Linked DNA regions of Homo sapiens: region 2 is linked to region 1. A link is a loop called in an ENCODE intact Hi-C map of the cell type or tissue named here. Cell type or tissue: Caco-2. All regions are shown on one strand. Links, peaks and the distances in the headings refer to the core of each region. The heading gives the core; the rest is flanking DNA. Region 1 has its middle 170 kb from the start of USP12-AS1. Region 2 overlaps LOC124903142 (a long non-coding RNA gene).

Region 1 (5,376 bases), core at 55-5,054:
GGACCAGCTTTGGACTGGATCAGGCTTGGAAAGCTTTAGAGAGAAGATACCCGGAAAAAGAAGTATTTTGGAAAAAGAAAAGGAAAAATAGAACCAGAGAGCCAACAGCCAAGCTGGGGTCTCTGGGCTACAGACTCCAAGCCAGACTTTCTTCACTGAGACACTCAATGTCTGGAGAGAGGCTGAAGCCAGAGCTTCCGCCAAGGGTGGTGCAAGGGAGGCCTGCCCTCCAGCCTAGATGATCAAAGCATGTGTGGCCATAGGCGACATCCACATCAAGAAAGGAGGTCTTTTCCTAGAGCTACCAAATCACCATATGGGCTCGAGGCGGCCCTGTAGGCTGAGCCAGTCCCAGAACCTCCAAGTGACATTGGCCCTGGGGAGGTCCTAGGGGCTGAGAGGGAGGCACCACTGCAGGCTCCTTCCTCCAGAACCAGCAAAGGTCTCTGAGGACAGCCCCTCAGTCCCAGAGGGAACGTCTGTTTGAAAACTGCATTTTTGCCTTAGGGCGCACTATGGTCTTAGTACCAAGTAACTCAAGTCAGGAAGCATCAATGATTTTGACACTGTTTTCCAGATAGAGAAAGTCTAAACTGAACACCGTCAAGCGGTATTAGGGAAAATGGACAGGGCTGACAGCAAAAGGTTAGTGGATTAGAAAGAAATAGAGTGACTTCTGTGAAGGCACTGGTTCTTTTCAGGTGTACTGGGCTCAAAGCCATAATATTGGCCCTAAGATCCCCTCTATGTGGCTGCCTAGCTGGCTGGAGACAGTCCAAGGGCAACTGGTCCAGCTGCTCCTTTATCCTATCCCTTGGAAAGTGTAGCAGGCTTTTTCCTATGAGGTCCTCTGGAAAACGGTCTCTTTGCAAGAGAAGCCCACACAGGTTGCTAGAAGCAGGTGAGTCGGGTGGCCCGGGGTCAGGGTGGTCCAGCACCCTTTCCTGTGGAAGAGCATCAAAGGCCCCCAGCCCTGTCCTTGGCCAAGGCAGCAGGCCATCAGGAGGGAGCCTGCTCACGCCCCACGCTCCCCGCTACTCATGGTCAGGTCCATGTTGTAGAAGGCCATGAAGGGGACTTTTATGACCCATAGAATTGTTTCCGAAACATTATCAGCTCTGATTATTGGCTACAAATTTTCATCTGAAATCAGAGAGTCATAGGCTTTTACAGTGCAGTAAAATGCATATTAGCTGGTTCTGGAGTTGTCTCACCTCCCATTTACTCCACCGTTTTATCAATATTGCCATAATTTGACACTTGCCAATAGAGGAAGATTGTAAAGTGTCCATAGATCCTGTAAACCGTACTAAATAGAGATTAGGATTACTACTAAGTTTAAACTCTAGTAAAAGATAATTAAGTTGATGGATGTGGCTGTAAATCTCCCTTTTATCAAGTGCTTGCTCTCACACGAGCAGCGTCTGGCCTTATTACCTTACAGCATCATTAATGCCCCGCAGTATCTGAGCCTTCAGTGGATGCTGAGTGAGGAGACAATGAGATGTGCCACTGGGCCAAAGAAATCTGTGTGGGAGGCCCCCCTCCCTTCCCTTCTCCTTAAGGCAGGGCACAGCCAGGGTGGGAGTCTGCATGCTGGGACCACCTGGTGCCCAGGGGCAGGAACAGGGACAGGTAGCCCCAGGACTGCATTCCCAGCCCATCACCCATTCTGGTCCCCAGATCTCTCTAGGTCCGGGGCCCTGGGTGCCTAAAGGCTGCTGTTTCTGGTGCTGTGGAAACCAACCCTTTTTTCTAGATGCCCTGGTGGGGCCTTTGCTTTCTGCAGACAGTCGCACCTGTTGTCCAATCATGCTGCTTCTGGAGAAAATATAACTGCCAAACCACAATTCAGCTGATTCACCTCAAGCACTGACGTGTTTCTAAAAGATGGCTGTGCTCGGTGCCACACTGCAAGGGGGCACCCTGGGTGGTAGCCTGTATCTGAGCAGCTCCATCCCAGCAAAATGACTCGCTTCACACACGAGGATCTACAGGGCCCTTGTCCGCCTTTGACCAAGGTGGGAGTTGGCACGAGGGCTGAGCAGAGAGGGTTGGCCCTTGGACAGTGGGGCCATGGCACCTCCTCTGTGAAGATGCACCTCTGGGGCTGCTGTGCTAAGGAATAGCCAGCGCGGTGTCCTTGTCCCCACTCCACCCTTCCCACGTGTCCACAGTTGATCCGAGCCTCTGTCAATGGCAAAACCAAACAGAGCCAAGGTGAGCTGCCTTAGGCCTGGAATGGACTCCTAGTGAGGGGCAGACTCCAGAACATTGAGTCCATGTGTTTGCCAAAAGCTGGCTCATTCTCCATCTGGCCCCTTCTCTCCAGGGCCACGGGGAAGCATGGACATTCTGCTTGTTGCCGATCCATTTCCCCTGCATGGCGGTGCTGACAACCAGATCCCAGGTCCCAGGGCAGGGAGGAGATGGTAGCAGCAGGGGTGTCGTGGGCTGGTTCAGGACTGGTCTGTGCCACTGGGACTCTAGGTCCTAACTCAGTGTCAGGTGGAGGCTTTTTTGGGCTCTAGTCTTTGCAGACACCCCGAAGGCCCTATCTGGCTTCAACAACGGGTTTACTCAGATAACATCAACCCCTTTTGAATTCCGGTTGACCAGCAACCCATTATTTATGGGATGGAGGGCCTGGAAGCCAATGGCCTCCGGAGCACCAGCTCCTGACCTTGGCTGTGATCTTGGATGGGGCCTCTGGGTAACTGGGCTCAGGGCGTTCGGGCTGGCCAAGTTCTCAGGCCATTGGGTGAGCTGTGCTCTTTGGCTGGCCTTGACTATAGAAACTGGAACTTGGAGAACAAGGAAATAGGCCTACAGCAGAGTCATCTGGGAGAGACTGGATTTAGCTACAGCAGATAAACACACTTTTTTTTCTTTTTATTGCCCAAAGCTAAGCGATATGTACCTTGGTTGGAATTAGCAGGCTGAAAGTTCAAGAGATAAGCAGCTTCTGTTGGCGTGAGTGATCAGACTCATGGGGGCTTATTCAAGAGGCCCTGCCTTGGGCCTTGTCACCTTTGGAACATTTAGACCGCTGGGCTGGCACGGGGCTGGTCGCCCCTGCCTGTTTCACAATCCCTAGCAACAGGGAGCATGAGCAGGAGCTGGCACAACCTGTCACCTGGGCTTCACCTGTGTGTGCCGTGGTGCTGCGGTCTTTATTCCCGATTCGAGTTCTGCAGGGCCACTAGAGGCAGAGATGGCAAAGATTTAGGGTCCTGGGCCAGGCCTTCCTGGAACCCACAGCCTGGCAGCAGGAAACCCCAGGTGGAGCTTAGCAGCAGATGTGCACATCGGCCTCTCTGCACCTGGCCACGGGAGAAAAGTAGCCTCTGCTGAAACCAAGTTATTTGAACATTTGCAGTTGGCTGGTGTGCTTGTTAAAAGTGTGTTTTGGCTGAGCGCAGTGGTTCCTGTCGGTAATCCCAGCACTTTGGGAAGCTGAGGTGGGCGAATCATGAGGTCAAGAGATCGAGACCATCCTGGCCAACATGGTGAAACTCCTCTCTACTAAAAACACAAACATTAGCTGGGCATGGTGGCACACGCCTGTAGTCCCAGCTACTCGGGAGCCTGAAGCAGAAGGATCGCTTGAACCCGGGAGGCGGAGTTTGCACTGAGCCGAGATCGCGCCACTGCGCTCCAGCCTCGTGACAGAGCGAGACTCTGTCTCAACAACAACAACAACAACAAAGTGTGTTTCCTGGGGCCCTTCCGCAGGCCTCCCCAGTCAGGGAGTGTGCAGCAGCGTTCACGCGCTCAGATTGGGGAACTACTGGCTGGGCCCCTGATACCTGACCCTGTGTGTGAAAACCAAGAGCCCTAAGTCTCAAATGTGAAAAGTCACACTTTCTCTGGTTCAGTGTCTCCTTACTTCCTACCTCATTCTAGAAGTGCTTATTAAACACCTGGGTGCTAAGCTCCCTCCTGGGCTCCCAGGACGTAACTGAATCACGTATCAAGTACTAAAGTCCTTGCCCTCCCGGGACGCCAGGAGGTGGAGGATGCAGGCAGGTGGGCCCTCTGTGCTGAATAGAGGGACACAGGTGACCCAGAGCCTTCTCGGGGCTGGCAGAAGCTCTAACTCAGCCTCGAGCCCTCCCCTTCCGTGGTGGAGTGTGTGCGTGTGTGTGCTGTGGGGTGGGGTCAGGGCAGTGCGTACTCACAGATCCACTGCCCTGGCTCCCAGACCCCATAACACTTTTGAGCTCCCGGCCTCCTGCCCTGGTGAGTTGTCATTTCAGAACATTCCACCCATGAAGGATTTAGCATCTGACAAAACATGTTTTTCACTTGCAGGATATTTTTTGGCTCAATGAATATATGGCATATTTGCTAACGGGTTCCTTAAAAGTGTCATCCTTGATCTTTTTCCAGGTGGGAGGAGGGGAGTAAGAAAGAGTAAAGAAAAAAAGAAAGAAAAGGAAAACAACAACAACGACAACAAATAAAAGCTCGGGTGCTCTAACCCAAGTAAAACCTAAACACAAGAGGGCTGAGGCTGACTGTAAAATGCTCTCAATCGCTTAAGCTAATAAACCCAACTATCTTGAAGAGTAAACACCATATTGTTTTGCCAACTATTAGATTTTTACTACTCTCCAATAAAGCGAGCACTTTATTCCTTTCAAATAATATTCCATTCATTGTTTCCTAAAGATTAGCAATTGAAAGAGATGTCAACAATTTTCACTCTTTAAATTAAGTATAATAGGCTTTTATAGCACAGTATAAAGATATCGAAGGGAAAGGCCGCAATCAGAGCAGCTCGATGTTGCTTTTATCTATCAATACAGCCCCAATTTGACACTTGGGAGCAGAGGAAGCTTGTAAAGGGCCCACGGACCCCATAAAGCTGGTAACACTTGGATTAGTCTGACAGCTCACTTTCTGCACAGTAAAGTGATCATTTAATTAACTAATGGGGTTGTAAGCATGAAGGTTTATCTAATTAGCTCTCTTTCCCTTTGCCTCCTGGTCATTCTAGCTCTCGGTGTTTACATATTAACGGTAGCCTGGGCTGGGACCTGCCCGGGAGAAGAGCATTTTGCACAGGCCTCCCCGGGTCTCTGATTCGGCTTCTGTTGGAGGTGCTTCTGCAGAGTTGTGACATCACTGTTCCCAGAGAAAAATAGGAAAGCTTCTATACCAGATAGTTTCACAGAGGCTGCAAACATCTGCTCCTCAGGGGCTTTCTATATTGTCTGTGCACCCTTTTTTTTTTTTTTTTTTTTTTGAGACAGAGTCTTGCTCTGTTGCCCAGGCTGGAGGGCAGTGGCGTGATCTCAGCTCGCCGCAAACTCCACCTCCTGGGTTCAAGTGATTCTCCTGCCTCAGCCTTCTGAGTAGCTGGGATTACAG
Region 2 (5,376 bases), core at 112-5,111, 1.6 Mb before region 1:
CCATATTGCAAATCCAAATAACCGGCTTTCTGTTTTTATCTTACTTGACCTTTGCACTGGATTTACCTAACTACTTCCTCACTTTCCTCCTGGCTTCCGAAGCTCCACTGCTCTGTCTCCTTCCTCTTTGGCTGTTCTTTTTCAGAACCTGTTGCAGGCTTCTCTCTGCCTCCCCCTGCATGGATGCACAACTCTAAAGGTTGGCTTTCCAGGGCTGGCTCTAGCCTCTCTTCTCCCCTCTATGCTCTCTTCTGGGTGACAGCATCCTTTCTAATGAGGATGCCATTTCTATGCTAAGGATCTCCAAAAGGACACCCAATCCTCTCCAATCCCCCGACTTCTCCATCCAGCTTCCTATAGGACAAATCCACTTGGAGGCATGCTTTGCTTTATTTTTTAAAAATTAATATATCATAGTTGTACAAATTTGGCAGGTACATGTGATATTTTGATACATGTACACAATGTGTGTGATCGAAACAGGCAACTGCCATATCCATCACCTCAAACATTTATTTTTTCTTTGTGTTGGGAACATTACAAATCTCCTCTCACAGCCATTTTGAAATATACAATAAATGGTTGTTAACTCTAATTTTCCTACTGTACTATCAAATGCTAGGACTTATTCCTTTGACCTAACTATATTTTGGTGGCTGCTAGCCAACTTCTCTTCATCCACCCCTTCCCTTCCCTGCCTCTGGTACCCACCATTCTGCTCTCTACCTCCCTGAGGTCCACTTTCTGGCATGGTTTGCTTTAAATGTAAAATGTCCAAAGTGGAGCCCTTGATTCCCTCACCATCTGGCAAACCAGTTCCTCTCTAGCCCCAGCAATCCCATCTCACTCACTGGTGACACCATTCAGCCATCTACGGGAGCCAGAATTGGGGGTACACTGTGATTCCTGCCTCGTTCTTGCCTCCACATCCAATGTCTCGGTAGGGCCTGTCATTTCCACGCCCTGGGTATGCTTGCATCTCAGCTCCCTCCTTTTCCCCCACGGCTGCGCATCATCTCAGCCGCCCTCAGCTCGCCTGTCTCTCGCAACGGCCTCCTTACTGGTCTAGATTCCACTGCTGCCTCCACTTCATATATTTACCACGAAACAACCAGAGTCAACTCTTGCAAAAGAAAATGCCGGAAATTAAAGTCACTTTTAACAACATTAAGGATACACCAAAAAGTAATTATTTCACTATTGAAATTGCCAATTTGTAAAGCTATAGATAAAACTATCAGTAAAACCGTTTTTAAAATTACATAGAAATGAACGAATTTATTTCAGGTAAGAAAGTATAACAGAAAAATATTTCCCATTTGATGGAAATTAATCTTTTAAGTGTATAGAATTTACATAGGTACCATTTAATCCCCTTTCACTTAAAGAAATGATTTCCATTACCTTCACTTAAGCCTTGAAATTGTAGCTGCCATTTTTAAAACAGCAATAGACGCAAGCAGAATTTTACAATTCAAGTCTTAACAAAATTTTTGCAAATGATCACCAAGGCCTTCCCCATAGTAGCTATGGCAATAAAACTTCTGAATGTAAGATCTGCCTGAAATGATCTAATCAAAAAATTACCAACAAGAATTCATCCTTTGCTGTGGCATAAAAAGAAAATTAAAACGTTACACTTACATGCCTGTGGACTTTTGTAAATCTACTTTTAAAAATAAATCAGCCAGGCATGGTGGCTCACACCTGTAATCCCAGCACCTTGGGAGGCCAAGGCAGGTGGATCACCTGAGGTCAGGTGTTCAAGACTAGGCTGGTCAACATGGTGAAACCCTGTCTCTACTAAAAATACAAAAATTAACCAGATGTGGTGGTGCATACCTGAAGCCCAGCTACTCTGGAGGCTGAGGCAGGAGAATCGCTTGAACCTGGGAGGTGGAGGTTGCAGTGAGCTGAGATTGTGCCACTGCACTCCAGCCTGGGCGACAGAGCAAGACTCTTGTCTCAAAAAAAAAAAAATAATAATAATAATCAGCTATTCCCCTTAACCCTTCCTATACATTCTGGAAATTAAAATGGCTTTTAACAATTTCAAAGATACATGGGAAAGTCATTGTTTAATCTTTGAAATAGTCAATAACTTTTCTTTTGAATTCACAGTTTATCTATTAACACAAAAGCCTCCTGAGTCAGACAATCTGTTTTAAAAAACAGAAAACAGATCGTCTTATTACACGGCCTAAAAACCTCCCATCACACCTTGGATGAGACCCATATGCTTTCCTACAAGGTTCTGCATGATCTAATTTTTCTTTGTCAACTTCTTCTCATCCTTCTTTCCTTCTAACTTTATTATTTATTATTATTATTTAGCACCAGGTCCATTGACACATCTCTGTAACTTTCTAAGCATCAGATACAGCAGCTTCCTCTTGGTCCCTGGAACACCCTCTATTTTTCTCGTTAATGGTGGGGTTAGTAGGGGGTTAGTAGAGTGGGAGGGAGTGAGGGGTTTTGCTTGATTTTTGTTTTTGCCTCAGGGCCTTTGCACAAGCTCTTCTCTCTGTCCAAAGACACACTCCCTTACACTTTCTGCTGACTTCATCTTATCTTTCAGGGCTTATCTCAAATACCATCTTCCTAGAATAGCCCAGCAGGAAAAGGGCCTGATAGAGCAATGATGGGTAGATTAGTAAACAGCACGTCAGCTCTCTCTAAAGTAAGTAAATACGTCTCTTATATTTACTGTCTGTCTGGTAGAGCAGCACTTCTTTGTATCTGTTGTTTATTCATCAGTACTTTGAGGTTAGGGATTAGCAGTCAGGATAGCACTATGCAGTGAACATTTATAACAATTAGCATGCTTACTATGTTCCAGGAATTGTGCCTTATGATCCAGCCCTTACCCACCTGCTCAAGCACAGTGGCTTCACCTGGATAATCCTCACAGTAACTTGAGAAGTCAACATTGTTATCTCCATTTTACAGGTAATAAAACAGAATGCGAAGTAGCTTGTCCAAAGTCCCAGGATAGCAAGTAACAGAGCTGGGAATGCAGGCAGTCCAAGCTCAGAATCTACTTCCTGAAGCACTAAATAGACTCCAGTGCACCCAAAGTCCTTATTAGGTCCTAGGATACAAAATAAAAATAGACAGTTGCCGAGCTCAAGGAATTTTAGGTTACAGGAAAGACAATGCAGATGAACAATTATAGTAGAATGATAACTGCTCTGGTGGTGGAATGAACAACGTGCAGTTAGAACTCAGAGAAAGGGCCAGGTGCGGTGGCTCACGCCTGTAATCCCAGCACTTTGGGAGGCCAAGGCGGGTGGATCACCTGAGGTCAGGAGTTTGGGACCAGCCTGGGGAACATGGTGAAACCCCATCTATATTAAAAATACAAAAATTAGCTGGGCATGGTGGCGGGCGCCTGTAATCCCAGCTACTTGGGAGGCTGAGGCAGGAAAATCGCTTGAACCTGGGAGGCAGAGGTTGCAGTGAGCCAAGATCATGCCACTGCATTCCAGCCTGGGCAACAGAGTGAGACTCTGTCTCAAAAAAAAAAAAAAAAAAAAAGAACTCAGAGAAAGGATTCCTGAAGTCAGCCCTCAGGTGAAATGACCCTGTAAATCTCTGACTTGGAGGGTGAGTGGGAGATTGCCAGGTGTCAATGGGGAGACAACAATGGGGAAAGAGAAGGGGACCAGCATATTCAGAAGGTAGGAAGTTTAGGGAACTGAAGTAGGTCCATGTTTTCAAGAGCTTAAAGTATATTATAGGAGAGCAGTAGAGATGCACCAAAAGGCAGGTAAGGGCTAGATCATAAGGACCTCTGTCATGCAATGGATGGTTGGGTTTCACCTGTGGATGATGGGGAGCCAAAGAATCACTTGCAGGGTAAGGCTCTGATCTGACTGGAACTAATAGAAAAACGAATGGCTGTAATAGAAATCTGGAAGACAAGAGGAAGGTGATATGGTTTGGCAGTGTCCCCACCCAAATCTCATCTTGAATTCCCATGTGTTGTGGGAGGGAACTGGTGGGAGGTAATTGAATCATGGGGGCAGGTCTTTCCTGTGCTGTTCTCATGAGAGAAAATAAGTCTCACGAGATCTGATGGTACTATAAGGGGGAGTTTCCCTGCCCAATCTCTCTTTGCCTGCCGCCATCCATGTGACTTGCTCCTCCTTGTCTTCCATCATGATCGTGAGGCCTCCCTAGCCATGTGGAACTATAGGTCATTAAACCTCTTTCTTTTGCAAATTGCCCGGTCTCAGGTATGTCTTTATCAGCAGCATTAAAACGGACTAATACAGAAGGGTTGTCTCCAGGGGCTCATTTTCACTGAGTGTTGAAAACAAAGCTATAACCCATCCTCTACCAACTCTAACATTTACTGACAGAATTTCATACTTTTTCACTGGTTTAACTGATCACATGATATTGTTAACTCAGCTTCCCCAGGGAGCTGCCTCATTGGCGTTGGGTTGGTCATCACTTGGCTGAGCACCTAGGGGCCAGAAATCATTGCCAGAGAAGCTCTCAGGAGTTGGCCTGGCTTGGCAGTGTTTGGCTGACCTTTCCATCCTCTGCTCTCCCACACTGGTGAATGTTGGTCATGGCCTGTGTCTTAGGTCAAGTTTCCTAGAAGCTGAGCTGAGCAGGAGATTCTTGTACAAGTGGTATTTTGGGAGCACACTCTCATAAGGGACCTGAAGGGAGAAGAGAGAAGTAGGAAATAGAAGCAGAGCAGCTAAGAAAAGATGCCATGTCTTAGTCAACTTGAGCTGCTACAACAAATTACCACAGACTGAGGACTCACACAATACACATTTATTTCTCACAGTGTTGGAAGCTGGAAGTTCAAGATCAGAGTGCCAGCATAGGCAGGCTCTGGTGAGGGCTCTCTTCCTGGCTTGCAGACTGCCACCTTCTTGCTGTGTCCTTACATGGAGAAAAGGGAGCAAGCTAGTTCTCTGGCCTCTTCCTATAAGGGCACTAATCCCATTAACAGGGGATCCACCTTTATGACCCAATTACCTCCCTAATACCATCATCACATTGGGATTAGAGCTTCAACATATTAATTTTGGGAGGGCACAAGCATTCAGTCTGTTGCATGTGGTTTCAGCTGGAGTCCAGCCTCAGCTTGATCCCGCAGTTGCTCTGGAACATAAATGGCACCACCACAGAGTTTTTTCCTCTTGGAAGATAGGTGTCTGGGCTTTTGTATCCCTGTATCCATCAGTCATTGGTAGAGGGTGCCTTGATGGGATTGAAAAGGAGGGACAGGAAATCTCGCAGACATTGAGGTGGCTCCCGTCTGTGTGGGATGTAGTTGGGAGCTGGCAGCCATTGACACTGAACAGCTGGGCTTTGGTGCATCCCCCGGTAAGAGAGATCTGGGTGTAGAAC

Evidence for each region. A loop is a pair of places that touch in the nucleus more often than their neighbours do. Peaks named below come from ENCODE experiments on the same cell type or tissue, not always from the same donor. Only the 100,000 strongest peaks of a DNase experiment are listed, where the experiment ranks them.
Region 2: a loop joins it to region 1, with 5 times the contacts of the local background. A loop is called at or near these places in 1 of 110 quality-filtered maps.

Annotation. Positions count from the first base shown.
Region 1 is chr13:26,949,436-26,954,811 of GRCh38, reverse strand. No RefSeq gene overlaps it. Among named protein-coding and RNA genes, the nearest start is that of USP12-AS1, 170 kb to the left of the region's middle. In Caco-2, for the core only: no CTCF peak of the experiment used is centred there; DNase peaks (open chromatin) are centred at 3,051 and 4,081.
Region 2 is chr13:28,543,334-28,548,709 of GRCh38, reverse strand. LOC124903142 (a long non-coding RNA gene) reads right to left here. Exons shown (of 2, transcript XR_007063737.1): 2 at 4,780-5,363. Among named protein-coding and RNA genes, the nearest start is that of FLT1, 51 kb to the right of the region's middle. In Caco-2, for the core only: a CTCF peak has its summit at 3,055; a DNase peak (open chromatin) is centred at 2,889.